Regions from separate parts of the Homo sapiens genome. Here region 2 is linked to region 1. Evidence: chromatin loops called from intact Hi-C (ENCODE). Cell type or tissue: OCI-LY7. All regions are shown on one strand. Each heading gives the region's core, and the rest is flanking DNA. Links, peaks and the distances in the headings are about the cores only.

Region 1 (15,873 bases), core at 3,136-11,135:
TACAACAAGGTTGAGTAGTTGCAACAGAGTCTAAAGTACTGACTTCTTATCTTTTGAAGAAAAAAAAATGCTGACCCTTGCCCTAGAGCACACAACATTAAGAGGAGACAGATATTAGTTAAATAACTACAACTAAATTAAAAATGAAGCTTTGATAAGGGCCAGGAATGTGAAATATGTGGCACCATGGAAGCACATAATAAAGACATTTGACTTAATAGGAGCAATAACAGAAGATTCTTTAAATAATTTAAAATTAAGGTCAAAGCTAAAGGGAGCAGGAACTGATCCAATGAAACACAAAAAGAACAGTGCAAGCAGAGAGAATATCACATGCAGAGACCGTGCAGGAATACAGTAACTTTGAAGGAAGGAAAAAACTGCACTGCGGCTGTAGTTCAAAGGGTGAGGGAAACATGGTACAAGATGAGACTGAAGAGGAAGGAAAAGGCCAAACTACACAGGATTTAAAAGGCCAGGTTGGGAGATTGTCTTTAAACTTAGAGTAAAGGGAATCCCCTTATGTGTTTTAAACTGATGAACGATACGATCTGTTACACTCTGAAAACGTCACCCAAAGTTCATGTGGAGAAAAGATAGGAATGCTGCAATAGCATATATATATAGACTAGTTATGCAACTTTGTTAGCTCTCTATGTGTCAATTCAGCCAGCCTGGAACTATATTTCTCATGTGGTTCTCGGCAGCATTGGCCACAAAAGATATTTTCCATGAGAAGACAGAAGTGCAGAAGCAGCCATATGTTTTAAGTTCTGAAGAGCAATAGCAGTATGGCAACTCATACTCATTGTGATTGATCTATCAGTTCACCTTATTGGCATGGGGCAGCACCAAGACCCACAGTGTCTTTGACTCCCATAAGATTTCCTCCTTTTGTTTCTCTTCTTCAGTAATTTCAAAATTTATTTTAGATTCAGGGGGTATGTGTGCAGGTTCATTACATGAGTATATTGTGTGATGCTGAGGTTTGGAGTATGGATGATTCCATTACCCAGGTAATGAGCATAGTACCCAATAGGTAGTTTTTCAACCCTTGCAGGCTTCATCTCGCCCCTCTCTAGTAGTCTCCAGTGCCTAATATTGTTTCCATCTTTATGACCATGTGTACCCAAGGCTTAGCTCCCACTTACAAGTGAGAACATGCAGTGTTTGGTTTACTGTTCCTGCTAATTCACTTAAGATAATGGCCTCCAACTTCATCCGTGTTGCTGCAAAAGACATGATTTCATTTTTTTATGGCTGTGCAGTATTCCATGATATATATGTACCACATTTTCTTCAATCCCCCATTGATGGACATCTAGATTTAGTCCATGTCTTTATGATTGTGAAGAGTGCTGTGATGAACATATGAGAGCATGTGTCTCTTTGGTACAATGATTTATTTTCCTTTGGGTATTTACCCAGTAACAGCATTCCTAGGTCAAATGGTAGTTCTGTTTTTAGTTCTTTAAGAAATCTTCAGACTGCTTTCCACAGTGGCTGAACTAATTTACGTTCCTGCCAACAGTGTATAAACATTCCCTTTTCCCTGCAGCCTCATCAGCATCTGTTATTTTTTGACTTTTTAGTAATAGCCATGATGACTGGTGTGAGATTGTATCTCAGTTGTGGTTTTGATCTGCATTTCTCTGATGATTAGGGATGTTGAGAATTTTTTCATGTTTGTTGATCATGTATATGTCATCTTTTAAGAAGTGTCTGTTTATGCTCTTTGCTCACCTTTTAATGGAATGATTTTTGCTTTTTGAATTGTTTAAGTTCCTTGTAGATTCTGAATATTAGACCTTTGACAGATGCATAGTTTGCAAATACTTCATTGCATTCTGTGGGTTGTCTGTTTACTCTGTTGGAAGTGTCTTTTGCTGTGCAGAAACTCTTCAGTTTAATTAGGTCCTGCTTGTCAATTTTTGGTTTGGTTGCAATTGTTTTTGAGGACATAGTCATCAATTATTTGACAAGGCCAATATCAGAAGGGTATTTCCTAGGTTTTTAGTATAATTATTATCATTTGAGATCTTAAATTTAAATCTTCAATCCATCCTGAGTTAATTAATGTGTATGGTGAAAAGTGGAATCCAGTTTTATTCTGCATATGACTAGCCTGCTATCCCAGTGCCATTTATTGAATAAGAGGACTTTTCCCCATTGTTAATTTTTGTTGCCTTTGTAGAAGATAAGATTACTGTAGCTGTGCAGCTTTATTTCTGAATTTTCTATTCTGTTGCATCAGTCTGTCTGTTTTTGAACCAGTATCATGCTGTTTTGGTTACTATAGCCTTACAGCACAGTTTGAAGTCAGGTAATGTGATACCTCGGCTTTACCTTTTGCTTTGGATTGCTTTGGGAATTTGGGGTCTTTTCTGGTTCCATGTGAATTTTAGAATAGTTATTTTCCAATTCTGTGAAAAACGACATTGGTAGTTTGATAGGAATAGTGTTGAATCTGTAGATTGCTCTGAGCAATATGGCCATTTTAATAATATTAATTCTTCCAATCCATGGAATGTTTTTCCATTTGTATTATCTATGATTTCTTTCAATGATGTTTTGTAGATTTCCTTGTAGAGATCTTTCACCTACTTGGTTAGACGTATTCCTAGATACTTTATTTTTTATTGCTTTCTCTGAACCCAATCCTAAGCCAACCAGTTTAAGGTTTGGGAAATTAACTCTTTCTAGTTTGGAGGATGCATCTGAGGGGAGTGCCTCATAGTACAGAGACACAACTACCTATTAGTGAAGAGAAATCCAAGGAGAAGAAAGGAAAAAAGAAGGCATGTTTTAAAGGAGTCCCAGAGGTTCTGGATGCATGTGAAAGGGGTACAGACTGAAGATGAATGGCTACCCATCTAGAAAGAGGGAAACAGGCATCCCTGGCTCCCTTCTCTTCCTAGCAGATACCTGAGGCACATGAGGGAGAGAGGAAAAAGTCCTCTTTCTGTCTTCTGTTCTTGCATTCCCAAGTTCCGGCGACCTTGGCAGGTGCCACCGTAAGTAGCAAAGCAGCTTGCACCCATGAAGCAGGGGGCCTAGAGAACAGGAATTATCCGCTCTCACCTATGTCTCTTTCCCACCTACTGTCAATAGCCTTGGAGTTCCCTAGACCTCATTTATGCCATGGATATTAACGTGGCCTTTATCCATGAAACAGGAAGCTTGGGGTTGGCTTAATCGAAAGGAATCAGCCACACTTACCTGCACCGTGCCTTTCAACTTCCATTATCGTCTGCCTCTGTATCCCTCAGATCCAGTTTTCCCTCCTAGGGCTTTGACTCGAAGCTTGGAATTGAGTCTGGTACAAAAATGTGTCTCAGGGGGCATTGCATGGACTCCTTAACATAAGCCAAATGCTAACGTGAAACTGTGGAATTGAGTTTTCTCTCCAAGGGAAAGAAGAGGAAGTCTTGGGATGCACTCAGATAACTGGTGGCTATAGTTATGCTTGCTAAGATTTGGGTGCATGGTGCTTGGCCTTGGTTAGTTCCCTTGGTCTTAGTTTTCCAAAGGGAAACCTCTGAGTGATGGGCACCCTATTTATTCCAATCACCTGGTAGGATTTGCAGGGTAATTGTTCTCAGAACTAGAATATTGATCCACATTTCTACATTACCCATCCCTCTTGTTCTTTCTGAACTGAAGCCAGGAATTGCTGGTTGGTTCACAGGAGCAAGCAGGGCAAGTCTAAAATGTAGGCAAAACCTTAAAAACAACGACTGAGTTTAGAATTTAATGACAAATGTATAAGTTTTGAAACATGATTACTTTCTTTCTCCAGTCCTCATTTTTAAAAAAAATCATCATAGGACTAAATGGAAAGTACAACAAGAATAATTATGTCTACATAGGCCTTTCGGATTGGCTTTGATGACAGTTTATTCCACAAGGAATTTCAGATAAGACCGTTGAAAGCCGAGCCCAGCCATGGGTTTGCATCCTCAAATACCTGTGAGTTGGGTAATCCTTTCATCTTAAAGTCCCAAAATAAACTTGGGGCTCTTGGACCTGTTAGAAAGTGACATTCTTTACTGACCACCAGTCAGGAACCCTGTATAGGGACTGTGTAGGCAAGGGTATGAGGCCAGTTTTCCCACTGGGCTTTTATTGGCTCTGCAAGTCGGGATTGACTCCTTAAAGGGAAGCATACCCTTCCAGTCAAAGCCTTGGTAAAATAACCACTTTGTCCAATTGTGTTCTGTTGGAAAAGAAAACTGGATTCTTTTTTCTTTTTCAATTATACTTTAAGTTTTAGGGTACATGTGCACAACGTGCAGGTTAGTTACATATGTATACATGTGCCATGTTGGTGTGCTGAACCCAGTAACTCGTCATTTAACATTAGGTATATCTCCAAATGCTATCCCTCCCCCATCTACCCACCCCACAACAAGCCCCGGTGTGTGATGTTCCCCTTCCTGTGTCCATGTGTTCTCATTGTTCAATTCCTACCTATGAGTGAGAACATGTGGTGTTTGGTTTTTTTGTCCTTGTGATAGTTTGCTGAGAATGATGGTTTCCAGCTTCATCCATGTCCCTATAGAGGACATGAATTCATCATCATTTTTTATGGCCGCATAGTATTCCATGGTGTATATGTGCCATATTTTCTTAATCCAGTCTATCATTGTTGGACATTTGGGTTGGTTCCAAGTCTTTGCTATTGTGAATAGTGCTGCAATAAACATACATGTGCATGTGTCTTTATAGCAGCATGATTTATAATCCTTTGGGTATATACCCAGTAATGGGATGGCTGGGTCAAATGGTATTTCTAGTTCTAGATCCCTGAGGAATCACCACACTGACTTCCACAATGGTTGAACTAGTTTACAGTCCCACCAGTAGTGCAAAAGTGTTCCTATTTCTCCACATCCTCTCCAGCACCTGTTGTTTCCTGACTTTTTAATGATCGCCATTCTAACGAAAACTGGATTCTTATTGCACTAATGCAAACAACTATATTGCCATAAGAATACTCATCGTTTCCAAATTCTAGAGGAACCAGGCAGAGAGAAACAAACATGCTCCAAATCTTGATTACAGGAGTGTATACCTTACTTAATTATTAAAGGCTGTAAATAGTTCAAAAGTTTCATTGACTCTGAAAAAGAAGGATCAGCAATATTCCAAGCAAAAGTCAAAAAGGTTGCTTCAGCTTCCTGAGTTCAGTCTATTTAATTAACTGTTGTTTTTCTTGATATTCGTAAACATTTCAGCTCTTCACAAGTCCTGCTCATTTTCCTTTATTAAAATGTTACAGTATCCAAAGTTATCGGAAGTCTGTATTTGAGAGCACCTGTTAAAATCTTATAGCCAATTATAAACCATCTTTTGAAAAGGATTAAAACAAGACAATAATTATCTGTGAATAGCAAAATGTCCAGGGTAGTCACAGTCAAAAACACAATTGACAACAAAGTTTGGTTATCTCCGTGGTTTACGATAACTTAACAACCTTAATTATGATTGATAGCATACACTTATACATTAAAATTTTAGAAATCCCATACAATTTTGGGACATATGTTAGCATTATTCACAAAAATATAACCTAAAGAAGATTGAGCATAATTTTGGCAATCCCATGTACCTAAACTTGTGAAATAATCCTGCTTACCTCTCTTTTCCGGACACTTCAGTGGCTCTCCGAAGTATTTGAAAAGCCAGGTGCCAGGGAAGACAATTTTGAAACTGAAGTTTGATTTGGGGAATGCTGTTAAATGTTCAAGATTTAAAACACTTGATATTACGAAATAGAAATCCAGATTACCATAAATTATTTATTTTGCCAAAATGATGACTCAGAAATTTTAAAGAAGCAAAAGCCTTTGATAACCCTTTACAAATTTTGCCAAAGAGAAGATTAGTACCTTAGAAAAACCTTGTTATGCTTTTATTTTGAAGCTCAATTTATATTGAGAAAAAACATGTAATACTTTTTTTAATTTAGTCAATATGCTCACACTGAGAACCTCTTCTGCAAGATTAATTTCCAAAATTTTTCCACCACTTCTTTGAAACTTCAGCTTTTTCCTAATTTAACTCAATATAATCCTTTAACCCTAGGCCAAAGTTTACATTTCCATGTCTTCTTATAACCTTTTACAAAACACATACACACACACACACACACACACACACACACACACGATTTTACTGTTCTTATACACCTTGCATGTAAATCTGTTTTCAGTAGTCTCAATTACATGTTATAATGGTAACTCCTAGCAATTGTTAACTTTAAGGTAAAACTTGGTACATTAGCTTTAATTATGTGCTAACTACAGTCAAGGTTTGCCTTCTTAGTTAAGGGCATGGTTAGTTCCATATATCCCCAGGCCTTACCAATTGTGAAGCAGGCAAGACAGACAGTTCTCAAAACCCAAAAAGCAGTTCGTAACCTCAAAACACTTAGCAAACCTTGCATCCGGCCTGCATTTTACCAATAGTCCTTGGGGCTGTTTTTATTTCTCAAAGATTACAGTCACAGAACTGGAAGGTACCATAGCTTTTATTTCTTAAAATTATTAGATCCAGGCACTTGTCTTTCTTTACGCCAAAGTAATTAGAGCTCTTCTTTTTTTTTTTTTTTTGAGACAGTCTTTCTCTGTTGCTGAGGCTGAAGTGCAGTGGCGTGATCTCAGCTCACTGCAACCTCTGCCTCCCGGGTTCAAGCAATTCTCCTGCCTCAGCCTCCAGAGTAGATGGGATTACAGGTGCACGCCACCATGCCCAGCTAATTTTTTGTATTTTTAGTAGAGACGGGGTTTCACCATGCTGGCCAGGGAGCTCTTTTTACAGACATCATACGTAGAGCACACACAGACAAGCAGAAGAAAAGTCAGTCGCTGGATGGGGCCCTTTAAGAGATAGGGCCACATGCAGATATCAAACCAGAAAGAACCATTCCCTAAGGCAGGGTTGCTAAACAAAACCAAAAAAACTTTAAAGGTTAATTTGTTGATGGGGTAGAGTAGGGGAAAGAAAAGAAACAGTTTAAAAATATCTGGGGAAGAACCTCTTATTCTTAGGCAAGTGGTTCCTCCGCTGGGGAGAAAAGTTTAATTACTGTCCCGTGGAGTTGAAACCGTTTGGCTGGGGAAGGGGAAAGCTGCTGCAGCATGGCTGGGAACCAGCCTGCTGGCTGTGTGGGACCCTTGGGCACCGCGTCCCAGCCCCAGCATGGAGGTGGGAGGGGCTGAGAGCTGTTGCTCCTTGGTTCTTCCTGAGAAAGGAAGGAAAAGGCCATGAAAAGGCCCCCAACCCCCAGGAGTGGAGAGGGATGGGGGTTCAAACCCCAGAAGCGACAAGGAGTGGGGGTGCAGTTTCTTGTAAGTTCAGACGTCTGAGGTTGAAAAGGCTTAGAAATCACAGTGAGAGGTTTTGAGTTCCCATTTCACTCACCACTTCTGGAGCCCCTCATTTGCGGCAAAAACGTTGCATAACTTTTCCTTAGTTCAGGTAAAAATGTGGGGGCTCTTGTCTGTCCAACAGCCATGAAAATTTAGGCTCACAGACAGTTTAAAGGGTGAGTAAAGCAGGGTTTTATTGGGTGAAAAGGGCCGGGGGGCGGGTGGGGAAAGGACACGGATCCTCCACACGGCCAGAGTACCCTGCTAGAGCACTTCCCACCTGGCTATTTGAATCTCAGGTTCCGCACAGGAAGAGGAGGGGCTGGGCTCCTCCGCATTGCAAAGGGTGCAAACTTTCTGAGGTTCCAGTCCAGTGGGCAGGCTGGTTAGAGTTCCTCTAGGGGCCCCCTCCCACCTGGCTGTCTCACTTACAACTTCCCTGTTCTGTATGATGTTGTCTATGAGTTTGTCATACATGACTTGTATTATTTTGAGGTATGTTCTTCTGATGCCTAGTTTCTTGAGGGTCTTTATTATGACAGGATGTTGAATTTTACTGGAAGCTTTTTCTGTGTCTATTGAAATGATCATATGGTTTTAGTTTTTAATCCTGTTTATGTGGTGAATAACATTCATTGATTTTTATATGTTGAACCAACCTTTCATCCCAGGATTAAAGGCTACTTGATTGTGCTGAATTAACTTTGTGATGTGCTGCTTGATTTGGTTTACAAGTATTTTGTAGAGGATTTTTGCATCTATGTTCATCAAGAATATTTGCTTGTAGGTTTCTTTTGTTGTTATTGTGTCTTTGCCACCTTTTGGTATCAGTATGATGCTGACTTTGTAGAATGATAGGGAGGAATACCTCCTCCTCGATTTTTTGAAATAGTTTCAGTAGAGCTGGTACCAACTCTTTGTATATCTTGTAGAATTTGGAGGAAATCCATCTGGTCCAAGGTTTTTTCTTTTCCTTTTTCTTTCCTTCTTTCTTTCTTTTTTTTTTTTTTTTTAGTTGGTATGTTTTTTAAATTACTGATTCAATTTTGGAACTCAATACTGGTCTGTTTAAATTTCTTCCTAATTCAAACTTGAGAAGTTGTGTGTTTTCAGGAATTTATCAATTTCCTCTAGATTGTCTAGCTTCTCTGCATAGAGATGTTTATAATAGTATCTGAGTATCCTTTATATTTCTGTAGGATCAGTTGTAATGTGACCTGTGCCTTTTCTGATTGTGCTTATTTGGATTTTCTCTCTTTCTTTGTTAATATAATTAACATTCTATCAATCTTGTCTATCCTTCCAAACAACTAACTTTTTGGTTTCATTGATTCTTCGTATGAATTTTTGGTCTAAATTCCATTTAGTTCTGCTCTCATTTTGGTTATTTATTTTCTTCTGCTAAGTTTGGTTTTTATTAGTTCTTGTTTTTACTAGTTCTACGTGTGATGTTAGATTGTTATTTTGAGATCTTTTTAATTTGTTGATGTAGACATTTAGCAATATAAAATTTCCTCTTAACACTGCTTTTGCTGCATCCCAGAGATTTTAGTATGTTATATCTCTGTTTTTATTTATTTCAAAGACTGTTTTGATTTCAGCCTTAATTTCATTTTTTACCTGAAAGCCATTTAGGATCAAGTTACTTAATTTCTGTCATTGTGTGATTTTCAGAGATCTTCTTGGTAATGATTTCTATTTTTATTCACCTTTGGTCTCAGAGTATGGTTGATGTAATTTTGAATTTTTAAAAACTTAACTGAGACTTGTTTTATGGTCAAGCATGTGGTTGATCTTTGAGTTTGTTTCATGTGCAGATGAGAATAATATATATTCTGTGTTTGATGAGTGGAGGTGTTTGTTAGGTCCAACTGGTTAAGTGTCAAATTTAACTCCAAAATTTGTTTGTTAATTTTCTGCCTTGAGGACCTGTCTAATGCTGTCAGTGGTGTGTTGAAGTCCCCCATTATTATTGGGTAGCTTTCCACATCTTTTCATATGTATAGAAATACTTGTTACATGACTGTGGTGCCCCAAAGTTGGGTGCATATATATTTAAGGTAGTTAAGTCTTTCTGTTGAATTGAACCCTTTATCATTATATAATGACCTATTTTGTCCTTTTTTACTGTTACTGGTTTAAAGTATATTTTATCTGATATAAGAATAGTAATCCCTGCTCATTTTTGTTTATCGTTTGAGTGATAAATTTTTCTCTAACCCTTTTCTTTGAGCCTGTGGATGTTGTTACATGTGATATGGATCTCTTGAAGATAGGAGATGTATGGGTCTTGTGTTTTTATCCAACTTGCCACTTGGTGCCTTTTAAGTGGGGTGTTTAGGCTGTTTTCATTAAAGGCTAATATTGATACATGAGGTTTTATTTCTATCATGAAGTTGTTACCTGATTGCTTTGTAATTTAGTTTCTATTGTGTAGTTGCTTCATAGCTATGTATTTAAGTGTGTTTGGAGGGTAGCTGGTATTGTTCTTTATTTCCATGTTTAGAACTCCCTTAAGAATCTCTTATAAGGTGGGTCTAGTAGTAACAAATTCCCTTAGTGCTTTCTTGTCCAGAAAAGATTTTTTTTTCTTCTTCAATTATGAAGCTTAGGTTAGCAGAATATAAAAATCTTGGCTGGAATTTCTTTTCTTTAGGAATGCTGAATGTAGTCCCAAATCTCTCCTGGCTTGTAAGGTTTTTGCTGAAAAGTGTACTGTTAGCCTTGCAGGGCTCCCTTTGCATGTGATATGACCCTTTTCTCTAGCTGTCTTTAAGATTTTTGTCTTAGCGTTGACCTTTGACAGTTTAGTTTAGTGGCCCTATGCCTTGGTGATGTTCCTTTTGTATAGTGTCTCACAGATGTTCTCTAGATTTCTTATATCTGGATATCTACCTCTCTAGCAAGATGAGAGAAATTTTCTTGAATTATTACCTTAAATACATGTAACAGGTTGTTTAGTTTTTTTTCTCCTTCTCTCTCAGAAATGCCAACAATTTATAGGTTTAGTCACTTTACATAATCCCATATTTATAGAAGACTGTTTATTTTTTAATTCATTTTAAAATTTTTGTCTGAGTAGGTTAGTTCAAAGACTGCTCTTTGAGCTCTGAAATTCCTTCTTTTGCTTGTTCTCATCTATTAATAAATCATTTAGTTTTACGTTCACATTCCTTAAGTGAGTTCTTTAATTCCAGAACCTCTGATTGATTTCTTTTTAATACGTTTATTTCTTTTTTCATTTCCTGGATTGCTTTAGATGTTCCTTTGTGTTGCTTTTCAAACTTGTCTTGGATCTTGTTGAGCCACCTTGCAATCCATGCTTTTAATTTATTTATTTTTTTAACTTTTAGGCTCAGAAGTACATATTCAGGTTTGTTGTACAGGTAAGTTGCATGTCATGGGGGTTTGGTGTACAGATTATTTTGTCACCCAGGTAATAAGCATAGTGTCTGATAGTTTTTTAGTCTTCACCCTCCTCACACCCTTTACCCTCAGGTAGGCCTCAGTGTCTGTTGTTCCCTTCTTTGTGTCCACAGGTACTCAATGTTTAGCTCCCACTTAGAAGTGAAAACATGCAGTATTTGGTTTTCTGTTTCTGTGTTAGTTCACTTAGGATAGTGACCTCCAGTTCCAACCACGTTGCTGCAAAGGACATTATTTTATTCTTTTTTATGGCTGCATAGCAGTCCATGGTATATATGTACCACATTTTCTTTATCTAGTCTATTGTTGATGGACATTTAGGTTGAGTCCATATGTTTGCTACTGTGAATAGTACAGTGATGACCATACATGTGCATTCTATCTTTATGATAGAATGATTTATATTCCTTTGGGTATGTACTCATTAATGAGATTGCTGAGTTGAATAGTAATTCTGTTTTAAGTTCTTTGAGGAATTGCCACACTGCTTTCCACAATTGCTAAGACTAATTTACATTCCCACCAGTAGGTATACGCATTCCCTTTCTTTACCCCTTTTCATTTCTGAGTTTCCACTTTGGTCGGGGACCATTGCTGGAGAGCTAGTTATATTCTTTAGTGCTGTCACTGCATTCAGATTTTTTTATGGTGCCATAATTCTTATACTGGTTCCTTCACATCTAGACACACTGGATTTTTTTTTTTTTTTTTTTGAGATGGAGTCTCACTGTGTCACCCAGGCTAGAGAGCAGTGGTGCTATCATGGCTCATTGCAACATCCACCTCCTGGGTTCAAGTGATTCTCCTGCCTCAGCCTCCTTAGTAGCTGGGATTACAGGCACCCACCATCACACCCAGTTAATTTTTGTATTTTTAATAGAGGTGGGGTTTCACCATGTTGGCCAGGCTGGTCTTGAACTCTTGACCTCAAGTGATTCACCTGCCTTGGCCTCCTAAACTGCTGGGATTACAAGCGCAAGCCACCACACCCGGCTGCATTTCTTATTTCTATAATTATTTTCATGTTGATAGAATCCATGTTTCTTTCTTTCTTTCTCTCTTTCTTTCTTTCTTTTTTCTTTCTTTCTTTCTTCTTTCTTTCCTATTTCTTTTCTTACATTATTAGGGTATTTTGGGGTTTTTTCCCTCTTCCTTAGGCAGTGTTACTATGGAATGTTGGGTAAGGTCTTTTAGCCCTATTAACTTTTGTTGGTAGGTTTTACATTGGGCCATGTGGTTTGACCCACAAGCCAGTAGATGGCACTTACAGGTAAGAGCTGGCTGCAGCCAATGCAACTGGTTATGTACTTGACCCTTGTTCACTAGGAGAAGCTCTTGTTGCCTCAGGCAATGAGCTAATACATGGAGTACACAATGGTTTGATCTCCCCACTCAGCTCTAGTGTGGGACAGGATGGGTGGAGCTGGACCGGTTAGGCCCAACTACAGGTCCCCAGTGACAAGCATCAGCACCAGCACCAAAGAAGAATGCAGTGGGCAGCCACCATGTGCCCAGAGGTGAGTCTAAAAATGGAATTGGAAAACCTTCCTACCCCCAAGTTCTCAGCATGGGGAATGGGGGTAGCCTAAACTCCTAATCCAGGAGAGTGGATACTCCAGGTGCACGGAGATCTGCCTGGGCATGAAGTGGAGAAGGTCCCACTGCACCACAGTCTCTTCACAGCAAGGGAATGGTGGCTCAGGCTATTAATCCAAACAAGCAGGTGCTCCAGATGTTTGGGGATCTGCCTGGTGATTGGGCAGAGAGGGCCCTGCTTCACCATGGTCTCTGCACAGGAGGACTGGGATGACTTAGGCTACTAGTTCAGGAGAGTGAGTGCTCCAAAAGCTTGGACATCTGCCTAGGCATGAAGCAGAGAGGGCCTCCTCTGCACCCAGATCTCTGCACAGGAAGGGCGTGACAACTGAGGTTGCCAATCCAGGTGAGCAGGTGCTCAGAATACCTGGAGATTTGCCAGGACATGCAGTGAGCATTTAAAGAGTTTAAATTTTAAAAGTTTTTAGAAAAAAAATCCACATAGAATACAACCAAGAGACACAAAGAAATGTTCAGTTATTGGACATTTTTTCTATTATTTTTTTCAGTATTTCTCATTATTATTTTTTGTTGTTGTGTATAGCATCTCTTTACTTTATAAAAGTGATCTTCAGCTTACAGACAAATGGTGGGCCATTCATGTAATATCAACATACCTATACATGACATCTACTACCAAAGACTGATAGTGGTTTTGGGGGTACAATTTGAATTAAGCAAGGCCTCTGATAAAAATAATAGTAAATGTTTATTATTTTAAAGCCGATTAATTTCAATAAGAAAAAACAAAAGTCCAGACATGGTGGTTAATTCCTATAATCCCAGCACTTTGAGAGGGTAAGGCAAGAGGATCACTTGAAGTCAAGAGTTAGAGACCAGACTAGACAACAAAGCAAGACCATGTCTCTAAAAAAACAAAACAAAACAAAAAAATTAGTTGAGTGTGTTGGTGTGTGCCAGCTATTCAGGGGGCTGAGGCAAGAGAATTACTTGAGCTCAGGAGTTCAAGCCTGCAGTGGGCTATGATGGCGCCACTGCACTCCAGCTTGGGTAACAGTGCAAGACCCTGACTCTAAAAGATAGAGAGAGAGATAAAGATAGACAGAAAGATAAAGATAGAGAGAGAGAGAGAGAACATACATTTACTTGTTGGAAGTCATTTTATTTTATCAAGTATCTATACATGTAACTTGATGTCTTTCAACCAAAGTAGACAGGACAGCAATTGTACTGGGCATAAATTCAAGTACACCAGATTTTCCAACAGAATGCAGTCAGCTATTTATTCACTTTTATCTTGTCTATGTGGAGCACTCTGTGTGATATCTGTATTTCTTACTGATCTCAGCAATTTTTTCTGAGGCAAGGATAAAAATATATTCTTTATATGTTCAAAACATCTAGCACAGAGATTTGCACACTGCAGGCCCTTAGTAAATGTGTACTGAGTGAGTAAAGGGCAGAGTTGACTTTCTAAGTTTCTCCAGCTTAGTAGTAGTAGAAGTAGTAACAGCAGTTGCAGTAGCAGCAGTAGCAGTGGCAGTAGTAGTAGTAGTAATAGTAGTAGTAGTATATTTAAGATCTGGGAAAGGAAGTGGGGAGGGAGAGAAATCAGCCTACCTACATCACCCAGAGTCCTATATAATAAAATGCAGAAAATTAGACCTCTAATGAGAGCTTTTGTTCAGGGATAATGTTATAAATGATAGATACAGATATGTCAACTATCTGTATGATAGATATGTTCGACTATTTGTCGATGTTCACAAAAAAGTTTTTTATGTGAATGTGAACCCTTGTAAATTTGAGGGATTCCTAAGTCTGCAAAATCTATCCTGAAGTTTTATTTTTAGTAAATAATGATGTGCAATAAAACAGAAGATATCTATACACATGCCAGCTGTGATTTTTTTATTGTGCTTGGTTTGGTACATATTATAATAAAGAACAGTATATGTGTGTGAAGATAAAGTGATATATGTAACTGGATAAATTAGAACAAGGGAAATACTTTAAAGACAAGGGCGGGAAATGATGGTGGTTTCGTAAGTATGTAAACATAGAAGTCAAGTCTTATGCAAATATTTTAAAGTGTATTGGATCATTAGTCATGGTGAGCCAATAACATATGACATAACAGATGTGCTTCCAGTAGATGCTAGAAAAAAATCTGTAACTTTGTAGAACCACATCCTCCATAGTTATTGGTTAATTATATCCATGCCTATTGATGGAAATCACAGACTCCCACCCAGAGTTTCAATTATGGTAATTGGTTCAATTTATAGACAAGGTGAATTCACTGTATGTGTGTGTACCCTCAACACTCACAAGGATATGTACATATTATTTATTAATTTGAGATCAAACCTCTATATGTTATATTAGAAATTTATCAAATTTGTAGTGAATTTTGAAAATATAAAATTACCTTTGTATTAATTTTTAAAATTTTTTTTCTGGGCTTTGCCTTTCCTTTTCTTTTTGTTCTTCTAAAATACTTTTAAATTATTCTCAGAATCTTTGTATTATAAGGTTTAGCAAGAAGGATGAGAGTCAGGCATAGAAACCTGAATAATATTACCATTCATATTTGTAAATATACCTACCAAACTCTAACAATAATCCTGTATACAGCAACCATGTGTTTTAAAAAATTGAAAATAATTATTATCTTATCTTGATTTTTGATTTGATATACCAGTCATATGTATATAATACTCTAACCACTTATACTTCATTTTTACATGTTGCCTTTTTTAAGGTGTGAAGTTAACAATGCCGGTACATTTTACATCATAGGCACACAAAAATCTCCTTGATCTGGAATTGAAGTAAGTTGAGATGGAAATGATTGAACAGGCTGCTAATGATTAGAGAATGTGCTCACTGCCTCAAGTGTTTCATAACTGTCTCTTTTGGCATCTGCACCAAAGGCGATGTCATTTGAAACAGCTTTATAGAAATGCCACTTCCCTCCACAAACCTTTACTAGTCAGTTTCATGTCATTATATATTCAAAAAAGACTTGTTATGAAAAACAGTCTGAGGCCATATGAGTACTAGTCATGGTTAGAGTGTTTTACTAAGTCATCTTTTTATAATTCCAACTTTAGCTAAAATCTAGCTGTAACTTTAGGATGGCAATAGCGTTATCTGCAACAAAAGATATGTTTGTCTTTTATGAGAAGCAAATTTTATACTCACCATGATACTTTGTATCATTAACTTATGGAAAGTTCATGGATAACTTCATAATCTTTATGTGTATCTATTACACATATAGATATATGAGAAAGAATTGGAGAGATAGTAAGTTAAAAATGTTATGTCAGCATATTGATACCCTTTGGACTGCTGCAGAGTCAAACTTTTAATGTGAAGAATTTAATATAATGATTAACTGTTGCTAGAAGCGTTAAATGCCAGAGAGTCTCACAGGATCTACAAAGGCGAGAGGTCCAGAAGATAAATGTGGTCTCAATGAACTAGAATAACTATTACAAGCACCAATAAC
Region 2 (15,873 bases), core at 3,515-11,514, 1.7 Mb after region 1:
ATTAAACTAAGGAACTTCTGCACAGCAAAAGAAACTACCATCAGAGTGAACAGGCAACCTACAGAATGGGAGAAAATTTTCGCAACCTACTCATCTGACAAAGGGCTAATATGCAGAATCTACAATGAACTCAAACAAATTTACAAGAAAAAAACAAACAACCCCATCAAAAAGTGAGCGAAGGACATGAACAGACACTTCTCAAAAGAAGACATTTATGCAGCCAAAAAACACATGAAAAAATGCTCACCATTACTGGCCATCAGAGAAATGCAAATCAAAACCACAATGAGATACCATCTCACATCAGTTAGAATGGCAATCATTAAAAAGTCAGGAAACAACAGGTGCTGGAGAGGATGTGGAGAAATAGGAACACTTTTACACTGTTGGTGGGACTGTAAACTAGTTCACCATTGTGGAAGTCAGTGAGGCGATTCCTCAGGGATCTAGAACTAGAAATACCATTTGACCCAGCCATCCCATTACTGGGTATATACCCAAAGGACTATAAATCATGCTGCTATAAAGACACATGCACACGTATGTTGATTGCGGCACTATTCACAATAGCAAAGACTTGGAACCGACCCAAATGTCCAACAATGATAGACTGGATTAAGAAAATGTGGCACATATACACCATGGAATACCATGCAGCCATAAAAAATGATGAGTTCATGTCCTTTGTAGGGACATGGATGAAATTGGAAATCATCATTCTCAGTAAACTATCGCAAGAACAAAAAACCAAACACCGCATATTCTCACTTATAGGTGGGAATTGAACAATGAGAACACATGGACACAGGAAGGGGAACATCACACTCTGGGGACTGTTGTGGGATGGGGGGCAGGAGGGATAGCTTTAGGAGATATACCTAATGCTAAATGACGAGTTAATGGGTGCAGTGCACCAGCATGGCACATGTATACATATGTAACTAACATGCACATTGTGCATATGTACCCTAAAACTTAAAGTATAATAATAAAATAAAAAAACACAATTATTATTTCTAATAAATACTCTGTAAACACTATAACAATCAATTCAATTAAGCAAGCATTTAATTAATGGGTACTATTTATGTGCTGGGCATTGAGTTTATAATGATAACTAAGATATATTTTTCTTGCTATGCTCCAGCTTAAAGGAGAGGTTTGAAATATTTTGGATGAAGGAAGGTTCAAGGTGAAAATGTAGAACAAGAATGAAACAACTGACACATCTATCAAATGGCCCTTAGTGTAACTTCCCAATGGGCTCTCCTTGCTTGCTGCCCAGTTAGAGCTGATTTATCAAGACAGAGGAATTGCAATAGAGAAAGGGTTTAATTCACGCAGAGCCAGCTGAACAGGAGACTGGAGTTTTGTTACTCAAATCAGTCTCTCCAAAAATTTGGAAATTGGGTTTTTTTAAGGATAACTTGGTGGGTATGGGGGCATTGAGTAGGGAGTGGTGATCGGTTGGGTCGGAGAGATCATACAAAGTTGAAGCGGTCCTCTTGCACTGAGTTGGTTCCTGGATAGGGGCCACAAGACCAGATGAGTGAGCCAGTTTATCCATCTCGGTGGTGCCAGCTGATCCATCAAGTGTAGGGTTTGAAAAATACTTCAAACACTAATCTCAGGTTTTATCATAGTAATGTTATCTATAGGAGCATTTGGGGAAGTGAGTGATCCTGTGGCTTCCGGCTGCATAACCCCTGAACCGTAACTTCTAACTTTGTGGCTAATTTGTTAATTTTACAAAGGCAGTCTGGTTCCCATGCAAAAAGGCAGTTTCTTTTGGGAAAGGGCTGTTATCATCTTTGTTTCAAAGTTAAACTATAAACTAAATTTCTCCCAAAGTTAGTTCAGCATATGCCCAGGAATGAACAAGGGCAGCATAGAGGTTAGATGCAAGATGAGTCAGTTAGGTCACATCCCTTTTACTGTCATACTTTTCTCACTCTTACAATTTTTGCCAAGGCAATTTCATTAGAATAATCTGCTAACTAAGGGCTCTATGTAAAGTTGCTGATTTTCTTTAGAGGTTAGACGGAACTGGGTACCTAATCTGCACAGGCCAGTGAAATATACAAATGGAAAGCACTTGTTCAATAATTTTTAAGCATTTCAGATTGTGACAGCAGAGCATTTAACAAGCAAGGGCCTCTCTAAGCATTGGGCTCTGTGTGACTGCCCATATCACCTGCCCCTGAAGCCTGCCTTGAGGTTAGATTTTTTTTCTTTCTTGCTAATACTTTAGTTTCTCTTAGAATGCTTTTGTTGCCTGATGCATTAATTTGATAAAAATGATTCTGTGTCTCTGAAGTCCAAAGAGCATTGATCATGCCATCATGGTTTTCTGGCAACTTGTTAGTTATGCACATTATCTTAAAAAATCTATGAAGTAAAGACTTCTATTTTACTTTCTTGCAGGGCTTCACTGGAACAGATATGTAAGTAGAACTGAGGTTATTTTTACTTTATCATTATGCCTTTTTATAAGGAGTAAAGAATAGTATGTTAATCCATATATATGGAATAAAATTAGGATACCAGAAGGGATTTCAGATAGCCTTCACACAGCTAACTTACTGTCTTGTCAGTAGCAACACTAATAGGTAGAGTAATATTGGGAAAAAATAATGCTTTTGAATTTTTTGTACACTTAAAAAACATTACATATGACTGCATTTTATCATCATTTAATCTAGTCATCTGATTATATCATAACAGTGAAATACTGCATTTTACAATTGCCTGTATCCAAGATTTCCCTAAAGATACAGTGAGGAGAGACTATTTCTTGATGTGGTGATTTGTGATTACATATTTATAGGTCCACATATGTGTACACTTGGGGTTGTACTAGATACTACATTGGTAGTGGATATTAAATGCAAGCTTATATGGCATGTTGATTTTATGTCTTAGGAATGAGTATAAACTTCATAAAAAGTGAAACTAATAATAAACAGATAATTGAGATGTTGTTTGCCATCAGTATTGGATCATACGCATTACACGATGAAAGTTTCTAGATGCCAGTAAGTAAAAAGGAGCTGATACTTAGTTACTAATTATGTTCTGAATTTAAAGAAGTGCTCATCATAGAAATCATTTTATATAAACTGTGTTTAAAATCTAGTTATTTGTGAAGTAATAAAGTAGGCCTAATTCATAAATTTATATGCATATGAATTTAAGCACATGCATCTATAAGCAGAATTATATATACAAACAATGATATTAATAAATATATTATTTATCATAACTTAAGGCAGCGTATCTTATTTAATTACTGAACTGAAAATATTTTTACTCCAGTGACAGAAATGTACTGCAAAGCACTAATAAAATGCAACACGTATTGCAGATAAATCCTCTCCATATTGAAAACTTTGAGATTTATTGTGATCTATCATCCCAAGATCTATTGAGAGTTGAATAACATAAATACACAATTTATGCCTAGGAGATAAAACATGGATAAAAAATACCATGATCTAACAATGCGATTTGAAATCTGGCATCTAATTTACACACACAAACACACACTCACCCTTAAGTCTAGTGTGTATTGCCTTTAGTGCTCTGACATTACTAAAGGTAAACTATTCTAAGACAAGGTTTTCCTTTGTAGTGGTGGAGATACTTGTGGTGCCTAGTTGTGTGTGCAAACACACACACACACTCACACTCACATGGCTAACCAAACCTTGAAAATTTAAGTTGTCTTTTGCCCTCTCATTTCACTTACTGAAGGCAGACAATCTCTTCATGTATAATAAAAGCAATTCAGATTTTTGTAATGTAATTTTCTTAAGCCACTGACCTATTCCATTTCTCTTCATCTGGTTCTGATCTGAGGATAATTTATTTTATAATCTCTACTACTAAAGAAACAAGGTAAAATAAGTGAAAGGAAATAGTATTGATAATAATCACTTTATGACACTGTGTTGTAAACAACACCCTGATAAACCCTTTCCTCCATCTTCCACTGAGTGGACAGGGGAGTAAAGATGAAGCATTGGACGATGGCAAAAGGAGTCAACTTCAACTCATTTTGGCAAGTAGACATCTTGTGTCCTGGAGATCATAATTAACCATAATGTCAATGAAGAGTGACTATGGAAGAATTGTGCTGCTAAAATCATCTATTGACTAAAGAACCACAACCATAAATACAAAAGCAAATGCTATCCCATTTTTTGAGCCTAAACTTAATACATTTATGAGATGTCTTGAAATACAATTATTTTTCACTTGTAAAAAATATGAAGTCCTTTCAAAGTAGGAAAAAAATTATCCTATTTTAAAAAATATAGGAATGAATAGACTGTGGAAAACATCTATTTTATTTTTTAAAATGATATTTATTGCGTATTAGTATTAAATTTCCTAGCTGTCTCATTCACTCACACTCTGAACTATCACAGACATAACATTTTATGTTTTTAACAATTATTTTGTAATGCTAATTATATACAAAATAAAAATACGATTTTTTTTTTTGAGACGGAGTCTCGCTCTTGTCACCCAAGCTGGAGTACAGTGGCGGAATCTCTGCTCACTGCAACCTCTGCCTCCTGGATTCAAGCGATTCTCCTGCCTCAGCTTCCTGAGTAGCTGGGATTACAGCTACCGGCCACCACGCCTGGCTAAGTTTTGTACTTTTAGTAGAGACAGGGTTTCGCCATGTTGGACAAGCTGGTCTCAAACTCCTGACCTCAGGTGATCCGCCTGCCTCGGCCTTCCAAAGTGCTGGGATTACAGGCGTAAGCCACCGCACCTGGCCAGATATTTTTAAGTTTTAAAACTTAACTTTAAGTTTAAATCATAACTTTAAGTTATGATTAAATTTTATGAATTTAAATTAATTTTTTTAAAGTTGAGTTATAAGTTTTTGTATTCCAAAAGATTTTAAAATGTATTTACTTACAATCTTGTTATGTTGCTTTTCATTTTTTAAACATAAAAAGTGATTAATAATCATATAGAGAGAATAAAATTAAAATATGCCATCTCGAAATATAATTCTCTGGCATATTTTGAAATGGCTATTCAGAAGGACTGCAGACACAAGTATGGCTCTGGAAGCTATCCTTTGTGGGGGAGATTTGCATCTGTAGAGAAAACTTTCATTAGTAAAGTAAATAGCAAATGCAGAGGCTTTTTATTAAGGTATTCTTATCTGGATCTTGGAAAAATTAACTCACAAGAAAAGGAGATGAAAACGTTAACACTTACAAAGTCCTGACAGTGAAACTTTTACCAAAGACTACTGTCTACTCTGAGGGCTGCTACCTGCGAGGCTTCAACTGCATAAAAAGACAGCCTTTGTCACCAAGTCTTTTTTCCCCATCTCTCACCCATAACCTGTCACCATGCTCCAAGCCTCAATTTCTTTCTATAAAATATAAAAACTTTGTCATTTGGCTCTTCTTTCAATCTCATATTCATAGACCTCTCGTGTCCATGTGCACATTGATAAATCTGTATCCCTTTTCTCCTGTTAATCTGTCTATTGTCAATTCATTTCAGCAGACTCAGACTTCAACATTCGGGGGAAAATTTGAACTTCTCTACAGTTTTGGTATCTTTGGCAGGATTATAGCAAATCACTCTGCCCACACCCGAGGCTGCAGCCAGAAACCACGGAAACTGACAGACGCCAGCAAAAAGAAAGAAAAAGTTAAGAAATTTCTTACCAGTAATCCTCCTTGGGTTTCTGCCTTAGGACTAGTCAGGTGAGTGGTGAAACTCCATTTTCGTGTTTCCTTCTTTCTAAATTTAAAGGAGAGAAAATATTTTTAAAAGTTAGTTCTTTAAATTTGTGTCCCTTGTGGACTTGTTTTATACCTATTGATAATTAATCTTTAAACATCCAAAAATGGTCCTTGTTTTTCTTGTCTCTGTCCTTTGTGTGGTTTGGTATAAGGAGAAAAACCATAATAAGCTTCTCCTTTCATCTTGTTTTTGTGTCTTGAGAAACTTGGCTTTGTAATCCCCAAATTTATTTTCTGGTCTTCACTACCCAGGAGGGCATATTTGCCAGACATATACTAGGCTGGGAATCTGAAATGTCTGTTTTTCCAAATGTGTAGGTTCTCAAAAAAAAATTGCCTTTGTTATCTCAGCCTTCATTGCCTAACAATTAATGTCTTTGCTTTCTTCTTCTTCTTCTTCTTTTTTTTTTTTAGGTGGAATCCTACTCTGTCGCCAGGCTGGAGTATAGTGGTGTGATCTTGGCTCACTGCAACCTCTGCCTCCCAGGTTCAAGCGATTCCCCTGCCTCAGGCTCTGGAGTAGCAGCAGCTGGGACTACAGGTGCGTGCCACAGTGCCTGGCTAATTTTTTGTATTTTAGTAGAGACGGGGTTTCACCATGTTGGCCAGGATGGTCTCGATCTCCTGACCTCGTGATTCACCCACCTCGGCCTCCCAAAATGCTGGGATTACAGGCATGAGCCACTGTGCCCAGCCCAACTTTGCTTTCTTGAGCTATTGTAGCAGGACAAGCCGCAGACAAAACCCCTCAGACACCAAGTTGTAGAAGGAAGGGCTTTATTCAGCTGGGAGCATCGGCAAGCTACCATCTTAAAATCCGAGCTCCCCAAGTGCACAATTTCTGTCCCTTTTAAGGGCTTACAACACTAAAGATTTCACATGAAAGGGTCGTGACTGATTTGAGCAATCTAGGGGGTACATGACAGGGGCTTCATGCACCAGTAGTCAGAGTGAAACAGAACAGAGCAGAGAGTTTCACAATGTTCTTCCATACAATGTCTGGAATCTATGGATAACATCGGTTGCTAAGGCATGAGTTGATTTTTAGCTACTAGGCAGGCCCAGGCCTGGTTTCGGGTCTGGTTTTGGGTCTGGTGCCTGGTGCCGGGCTGCCTGCCTTTGGTTTCACTTCCTTGTTTCTTCTTAAAATAGGTACTGAGTATGAAACAATGTAAAACAATATGAGAAGGTCTCTCTCTTCCCTCACTATCTTTGGGAGGAGCTTTAAATATTGGGAGGAGTTGCGTGTACCCTTTTTGAAATGAAATTCTTGTGTTTATTGATTTTAAGCCATAAAAGGGCTTATTATAATAGTTTTGAGTCACAGATGAAGTAGGTACACATTTGGAGATTTGGAAACTATCTGTATGACTCTTGACATTCATTAATGATCCCTACATCCCCACCCCTTGTTACGGTAGGTAGCTAATCAGACATGAAGAGAGCAGGAAAGGGCTTCCCCAACTCCCTGACACACACACCAGGAATGTCAGGTGACCATCAGGTGATGATCAGGCAGTTGTTAACTGTCTCTCTAAAATAATAATTGTTCACAGTCAGTGCCAGGGAAAGGCAGTCTCCGAATAAACAGAAACACCTGAAACTGGTGATCAATAGCTTCCTGACAAGATGTCAGGATTTGGAGGAGTTGGCTCAATCATGCACATTAAGAAGCAAAATGGCAGAGTTTAACTGGTATATGACTTTCTAGGGACATTTGACTGATAAGGGAAGAACGCCTCAAGTGTATGCATGCATACAACTCTAGTAAACACACTGTGCCTGCTCCCCTCCCAAGTGCTGACAGGCCACTGCACATATAGACAGCCCACCCCAGGGGAAGAATCGGGGGGGAATGAATGCAAGATTCTGGAAGCATCTCAACTTACAAAACCCAAAGTCAAAAGGTCAAACCGCACACTTGATCTCTCAAGTTGCCCCGTTGGCCCTCTTCCAAGTGTACTTCCTTTCATTCCTACTTTAAACCCCCTTTATTTTATTTATTTATTTATTTTTTGAGATGGAGTCTCGCTCTGTCGCCCAGGCTGGAGTGCAGAGGCACGATCTCAGCTCACTGCAACCTCCGCCTCCTGGGTTCACGCCATTCTCCTGCCTCAGCCTCCCGAGTAGCTGGGATTACAGGTGTGCACCACCACACCCAGTAGAGACAGGGTTTCACCATGTTGGCCAGGCTGGTCTTCAACTCCTGATCCTCAAGTGATCAGCCCTCCCAAAGTGCTGGGATTTACAGGCGTGAGCCACTTTGCCTGGCCTTTCAAGCTTTTTAATAATCTTTCACTCTTGCTCTAAATCTTGCCTTTGTCTCTTTCCCCCTTATGCCTCCTGGGTTGAATTATTTCTTCTGAGGAGGCAAGAATTGAGGTTGTGGCAGACCAGTACAGATTTACTGCCGGGAACATGCATTGGTGCTGTGTGACTTGGATATGTTCTGCTCCTAAAACCCTAATGTGGATGACTTATTTTTCTGGTTTTTTTGTTTTGTTTTGTTTTGTTTTTGTTGTTGTTTTTTTTCTTATTGATTGATCTCTTATTTTGATGTTTTATCTATCCAGGTCATATGAAATGATCTGGCCTTCATGCACAGGTGGACAACCAAAAGTTTAGGAGCCCCAAGAATATAGCCAAACAGAAATGTGAGTTATACCTCATTTGCAGCTAGTGAAGTTTTGATTTTTTGGCTGGTCTGTGGGAGTGGTCTGAATCTTGGAAGAACTTCGTCTTTCTGTTTCGTCTTTGGAGTCCTTGGTTACAACCATAGAGAGGCTACGTAGTTTGGTCTTGAGTCACTTGTTAAATATATCTTTAGTTAAGATTTTGGTTTATATTCAGAGAATAATTTTTTTTTTAACTTTTCCTTTTTCTGTTTGCTTCCTGCATTCTCATTTGAGCTAACAGGAAATTTTATATTCAAAAGAAGAAATTTGATTAGTAATTACCCTGAACTTCTAAAAACTTCCATTATTTCTTTGTCTTTTGAGATGTAAATTCTCTCTCCAGTCTTACCTGAGAAATAATTCCTTTTTAAATGCAAATTTCAAGGAAAGAAAAGCCAGGAAACAGAAGTGTTTGCTGTTTGTTTGGCTAAAACCTCTAATGAGATATTTAAAGATTTCTTTTTTAAGAGCTTTATGGTCAAAAATTAACTTAATTAAAAGCTGATATTCAGGCTACAATTTTTTTAAAAGCCTCCCTGCTTTTTCTGTTTTGGATCCTGTTTCTACTATGGAATTTCTTTTAGTCCACAGAAGCTCCTTTTAATTATATGTTCGTTCCTCTGTCTACTTCCTTTTTTGTTGGCATGATTTCTGCTGAGAATAATATAAAACTTTATCGACCTTTTTGAAAACTCCCCAGTTTGCTGCTTTAGGATTTGTTCTTCCTTTTACCTCTGCCCCCATTTCTTTTGTCATCTTGATACTCTTTGAGGAAGGAAGAAAAGGTGCCACTGACCCTCTTTTTCCTCCTCACGAAGCCTTAAGAGTGAGAAGTCAGTTCCTCTCAGGTCCAAGGCTCTATTATCTTTCATATGAAGCTCCCTAATCTCCTGGCTCTTAGGAGGTGGAGTACCAAGGCTTGCTTTATAACTGACAAGTCACTGGTAAGAGCTACAATTTTAAAGGTAACTAACAATGTTACAGCAACCAGTTATTACGGCAGAAGGCAAATTCTTACTTTCTACCTTCTTCATTTCTTTGCATGCTTAGGTAAGAAAAGACTCAGGTATATGACTAAGTCAGACCCAACTGACAATCAGACAGTTATTTGAAACAGGCTTCCGAATTGTCTTTTAGGTTCATCTGTATGTAACCGCCCAATAGGTTCACCTTGCCTAGACAGAACCGATTTATCAAGACAGGGAAATTGCAATAGAGAAAGAGTTTCATTTACACAGAGCTGGCTGTACAGGAGACCAGAGTTTCATTATTACTCAAATCAATCTTTCTGGAAACATGAGGATCAGGGTTTTTGTAGATAGTTCGGTGGGTAGAGGGTCAGAAAGTGGGGATTGCTGATTGGTTGGGTCAGAGGTGAAATCCTAGGGAGTTGAAGCTGTTCTCTTGTGCTGAATCTGTTCCTGTGTGGGGGCCACAAGACCAGATGAGCCAGTTTTTGGATCTGGGTAGTGCTAGCTGATCCATCAAGTGCAGGGTCTGCAAAATATCTCAAACATTGATCTTAGGTTTTACAATAGTAATGTTATCCCAAGAAACAATTTGGGATGTTTAGAATCTTGCAGCCTCCAACTGCATGATTCCTAAACCATAATTTCTAATCTTTTACATAATCTGATAGTCCTGCAAAGACAGTCTGGTCCCCCAGGCAGAAAGGGGGTTTGTTTGGGGAAAGGGCTGTTATCACCTCTATTTCAATGCTAAACTATAAACTAAGTGTCTCCCAAAATTAGTTTGACCTATGCCCAGGAATGAACAAAGATAGCTTGGAGGTTAGAAGCTAGATGGATTTGGTTAGGTCAAACCTCTTTCGCTATAATAATTGTCTCAGTCATATTTTTTGCAAAGGCAGTTTCATGTGTACTTTATTGTAAAATCCTCTAATTCTTATGATTTTATATTACCTTAGCATTCATTTAAAATCTTCCTCTTTGTCTCACCTAAAGCACCCAAAGCTCCTTGAGAAAACTTATGTTCTTTCTCTATGCCTTTGAGATGTAAATCTCTCACCCTGTCTTCTCTAGGACTTGATAGCATTCTTTTGAAAAAAACTATAAGATATTTGTATCTATCTGTATGATTGTTTATGTTTATACACATATACATCTATGATATCTGTTGTGTCCACATGATACAAAATCCCTTCGTTGAATTTCAAATTGATTTAAAAGACAAATGAACATGCATATATTAAATACTTTAGGCTCCTAAAATTATAGATACTAACTCAAATTATTTTCAAATTCATATGAATTGAATACATTTTTTGTAAATAAAACTAGCTTAATATTGTTGGTTTAAAAAACAGTAAATCAAATAGATATGAGTGAGATAAAGATGTATCTCTTTGATAACTACATCCTTAGAATTTTGCTAAGTTAAATTAAATGATGGCTATTCATTTAATATCTAGTTCATTTCTAAAGAAGATAAAAGATTGAAACATTAATTGCTCAACATAGGTTTCAGTTTATTTACATTTGGCATCTTACATTTTATAGAAAGATAAAATATATTTGGGCTTGTTAGCAAATATGTCCTTTTCCACATTGGAAATATGTTCTATCAGGAAATCTATGTTTCTAGAAGTCATTAAGTATATAGTCATAAAATGGGTTGGTATGTGACTTTGAAGTTGCTTACTTCCTAGATTTTCACTAGAAATTAAGATTATTAGGATTATGTCACTGAATATTAATATATATACTTAAAACTACTAATAATAAAGGAAACAATTCTGTATACAAAATATACAGGCAAATTAAGATGTTATAAGGTATAAACGTGTTTTTGTTGAGGAAAGAAATCATTTTGTCTAGGTACAGGTTATTTAAAGGTTGACTCAAAATAAGTAAATGGAGATAAGAATGACTGAGCTAAACCTGAATAAATATAGAAGGTTGGGAAAAGAAAGACAGTGAAAAAAAATCCTGTGTCGTTAAACTGATAAAAATTTACTAAATTTAATATAAGGGTTTTAAAATTGAGACTTATCATTAATAGTACACTGATACAAAACTAGAAATTGCTTTTTAAGGATATTCATGTAGTATTAATAAGAGATAATAAAAGCTTTATGTTCACCTTTGGAGTAAAGGACAAAAAGAAAAAAAAAATTAGGGAAAGAGAGAAACATGTTATATGTGCCTCAGTTATCTTTACTAGGCCTTTTGATTATTTAGGAAAACTGAATTAAAGATAAGTTTTTCTACAAAAAATGTAACTTCCTGTATTTGCTTCTAAAATATTTTAGTTATTACCCTGAATTACTAGCATTTCATATTTCCCTGTGATTCTATTTTTTATCAAGTGTTTTAATCATTTGATATTTAGTAAACTTCTCAAAAATCAAAATTTGGGGACCTTCTTTGGTCTTTTTGATGCCAAAATAACTCTTGGAGTGCCAGTGGGCTCCTGAACACCTAAAGCACAGACATTAAACTAATCAACCTGATTCAATGTTTCAAATTATATGGAAAGCATTGTCAGGTAAGTGATGCTAAATGTTCTGCATGTGTTATTAATGTTAGTGTTCCAAAACTGTATGGGATTACTAAAAATCTAGTATGTTGTCAGTTATAATTTTTGGATATTATGTTAAATTTTACATTCTACAGAACTTACCACATTTATTTGTCCTCTATGGGTGATAATAAGCTACCATAAGACCTTTAACCATGGCTACTTTAAGTCTCATTGTTCACAGTTAATTGTTTTATTCTGATACTCTTTCTAAAAGTGCTTTGCAATCAGCTACAGTCTAAAATTTGCTTATTTTTCAAGGAGAATTATGGGAAAGACCCTAACAAGTGCCCTTGAATATAGATTTCTGATAACTTTAGAATCATGTCATTGGACTGTATAAGAATTTCCAGAACTCTTATGAAGAAACTGATGGGTTCATAAAACTCCCAACCTAACACCAAGCAAAACAAGAATTAATTACATTGTACTGAAATAATTTTTATGCCTTTTTTTCATTGTTTGAAGCATTACTGATTCTTTTTACGTTTTGTTTTCTAAAGTTAAGAAAACTTTTTTTCTTAAACTGTCTATAGGTTTATAGCAATTTGGTAATCTATACTTTTGTGAGCAACATTTAAACATTTATCTTTCTCTTTACCTGACCCCTCCAGATTTCAGAAACTATTTGTGAGTATTCTTATTTTATGGCAGTATGGTTATTTGTATAAGTTCAATAAGAATCTGTTCTCTTGTATAACAGAACACAATTAGAAACACTGGTCATTTTACCAAGGTTTTGAGCATAATGTCATACCTTTAAAATTGACCAGTGTGCTTTAAGATATTAAGGTTGACTTTATGGAACCAATAAAAAGGTTCCTGGAAAAACTGGCCTGGCACCTTAAATACACAATTCACATGGTTGTCTTACAGGGAGGTAAAGAGTGCCACTTCTTAGCAGCTTCTGAAACGTCAGGATATTTTGAGAACCTCAAGCAGAGAGGAATTCATCCAGATACTACAGATATTGCAGGGAGATTTCAAGGTCATATCTTTGACTTGGTTTCCTAGTCTTGAGATGCTTTAAAAAGAAGTCTAATTTGAGATTTCTTATAAAAAGTTTCAGCAAAGCAGACTTTAAAAAGAGCCTGTAATACCAATCACTATTCTTGCTAAACCATGTAAATAATCTGTATAAATAAACTATGTAAATAATCACACCAAAGACTAACCTTATTTTGCAACCAAATTAGTCTTAACATAGACATCTTTGGTAGAAGTGGAGGTGGAAGTAGAGAAAAAATCGTGTTTTAGAATAAAATTATAGTACACCTGTTATTAGATTTTAGATAATTATTTTTGAGATTTTATTTTTTATTTGTTATCTGGACTGAATACCAAATATTTTTAATTTCATCGTGTATCTGGCTATAAATCTCCAAAACATCATTTCCATTTTTTTTTCAACCTTTTGACTTGGAATCACTAATAATTAAAACTGTTTTTCCTGAGGTTCTACGAGCTAAAGTGAGTATAGTTGAGAAACAGACTCCAGAGAAACCACCACAGTGGCCTGTGTTTAGACAACCTTTATGACATTTAAACAGCAAAGTAGATAACTCTGTCAGATTGCCATTGATTACCCTGGTCCAGCTGAAGTTGATTCAGCCCAGATTCAAAAATCTTCTCCACTGGCTACCCTCCAAACTCAGAGACTAACTTAAAGATTGCTGCAGACATTATTAACCTTTGTTTTTGTTTCCAAATAAAAATCTCTAGTAAAATATGTGTGTGCTTGCACCATGTAGAGCAGTAGTCTCCAACATTTTTGGCACCAGGGACCAATTTTTGTGGAAGACAATTTTTCCATAGATGGTGGGGGAGTGTGGTTTTGGGATGAAACTGTTCCACCTCCGATCATCAAGTATTAGATTCTCATAAGGAGCATGCAACCTAGCTCCCTCACCTGCACAGTTCACAATAAGGTTCAGGCTCCTATAAGAATCTATTGCTGCCGCTGATTTGACAAGTGGTTGAGCTCACGCAGTAATGCTCACTCACTTGTGGCTCACCTCTTGCTGTGTGACCCAGTTCCTAATAGGCCACAGACAGGTACTGATCTGCAGCCCAGGGGTTGGGGATCTCTGACATAGAGCCTTCACCTTGAAAAAGTACATCTGCAGTGTTACCTCCTGAAATAAGACATAATTATTTAACTTAACTGACTTATTCTAGGACTAAGATACTGATTCAAGAAGATGTGGTGCAGTGTACTCAATATTTTTCCATTCTGCTTGTTCCAATCTATGTTTTCTTCCCCTCTGCCAATCTCTTTTCTTAAATTTTCTAATTCAAAGAAATCACCATAGCTACCAATTTTACTTTAACATGTGAAACTTTCTGGAAATAAAGTTTCAAATGGGGGACTCAAGGAAACCAAAATATGACACCCCAAAATATATTTGGCATATTTCGAAATGTCTATTTAGAGGGACTGCAGACACAGAAATAGTTCTGAAAAGCTGTCCTTGTGGGGGAGATTTGCATCTGTAGAGAAAATCTACATTAGTCAATAGCAGATGCAGAAGCTTTCTCTGAGTTTCCCTTATCCAAATCTAGGAAAGATTAACTCACAGGAGAAGGAGAATGAAAGTTTAACACTTTTAAAGATCTAACAGAGACTACCATTTATTCTTTCTGAGGGCTGCTACTTGTCAGGCTTCATATGCATAGCAAGACACATTTTGCTAACAACATCTTTCCTCCCTCTCCCACCCTTATCCTGCCACCGTATTTCAAGCCTTTATTCCTTTATGTGCAATATAAAAACTTCAATTATCTGGCTTTTGTTTGAGTCTCATATGGATAGTGACAGGAGACAGACAAATTCCTAGGCAGACAAGGACGTGTCCCCAGAGAAATCCAGTCTTCAAGCCAAAGACAGCCTGAAACCTGAAAAACAAGCTGCTGGTTCCACAGAGAGCCCATGACCGGAGTGAGAACTTCCTCGATGCCTTTTAACCAATTGAATGGTCCTTTTTCTAAGACCACTCATGAACCAATCAGCACACACTCCCCTATTTTATGAGCCCATAAAAACCCCAGACTCAGCTGCAAAAAGGGCTACCCACTTTTGGGCTCCCTCTTGCAGCTGATGGCAACCTGACTTCAGGGTGCCATCTCACATTTTAGAACTTTCCTTCTGTCACTTAAAATTCTTCTCTGCCTTACTCATTCTCTGGTGCCCATGCACCTTATTCCTCTTGGTTTTGGAACAAGAGCCCAGAACTCGCTGAGCTTCAGGCAGCAGGAACAAATGAGTGTCAACCCTCCTGTTCGCAGAGCTGTGGGCAATGGGAATGAGAGAGCTGTAATATGCCCCCATTCTCCTAGCTGTGGGCTCAAAGAAGTGAAGCCATTGGGTACCATTCCCTCCTGGCTGGCTTGCTGTACTACAAAAGCCGAAACATTTCTTGGAGGCTCAGAGTTCAGGAATCCCCAGGCGAAAGCTATAACACCACCTGGGGCTCCATGGTTGCTGGCATCTCTGAGTTTTTGAGTGCCACCACATTCCCCTTGTCTAAATACAGGTGCCCAATGTGGAAGCCACTCATTGTACCCCTGGTCCAGCCATGGGCTGAGCATGGTGTCTCTGTTCTGGTGTGGGATCTGGGGCAAGCTGTGAGCCGAGCACAGCCTGCCAGACTGAGTGGTTAGAGCAAGACCAGCAAGCCCAAGTGAGGCCCCAGAAAAAGATCATGGCAGCTGCAGGGACTTCCAGCAGGAGAAGTGGCACCAAAGGAATCCTGTAACAATATTTTTGGAATTCCTCTATCCATGTGGCTATTAATAAATTTATATTTGTTCACATTTTCTTCCATTAATCTATTGTCAATTCATTTCAGCTGACTTAAACTCTTAGACTTTAGAGA

What was found. A loop is a pair of places that touch in the nucleus more often than their neighbours do. Peaks named below come from ENCODE experiments on the same cell type or tissue, not always from the same donor. Only the 100,000 strongest peaks of a DNase experiment are listed, where the experiment ranks them.
Region 2: it touches region 1 in a loop (4-fold over the local background); 2 of 110 quality-filtered maps call a loop at or near these places.

The regions. Positions count from the first base shown.
Region 1 is chr3:106,247,914-106,263,786 of GRCh38, reverse strand. No RefSeq gene overlaps it. Among named protein-coding and RNA genes, the nearest start is that of CBLB, 390 kb to the right of the region's middle. RefSeq lists an enhancer at 6,728-7,087 and a silencer at 12,061-12,120. In OCI-LY7, for the core only: no CTCF peak of the experiment used is centred there; DNase peaks (open chromatin) are centred at 6,436, 6,886, 7,156 and 7,726; H3K4me3 peaks cover 5,737 bases; H3K27ac peaks cover 4,805 bases.
Region 2 is chr3:104,513,120-104,528,992 of GRCh38, reverse strand. LOC105374021 (a long non-coding RNA gene) reads left to right here. Exons shown (of 6, transcript XR_007096271.1): 3 at 2,428-2,447; 4 at 5,604-5,744; 5 at 6,198-6,324; 6 at 8,357-13,725. Among named protein-coding and RNA genes, the nearest start is that of ALCAM, 850 kb to the left of the region's middle. RefSeq lists enhancers at 5,233-6,432, 6,929-7,208, 15,036-15,536. In OCI-LY7, for the core only: no CTCF peak of the experiment used is centred there; DNase peaks (open chromatin) are centred at 5,302, 5,702, 6,312, 6,852 and 2 weaker places; H3K4me3 peaks cover 6,045 bases; H3K27ac peaks cover 6,653 bases.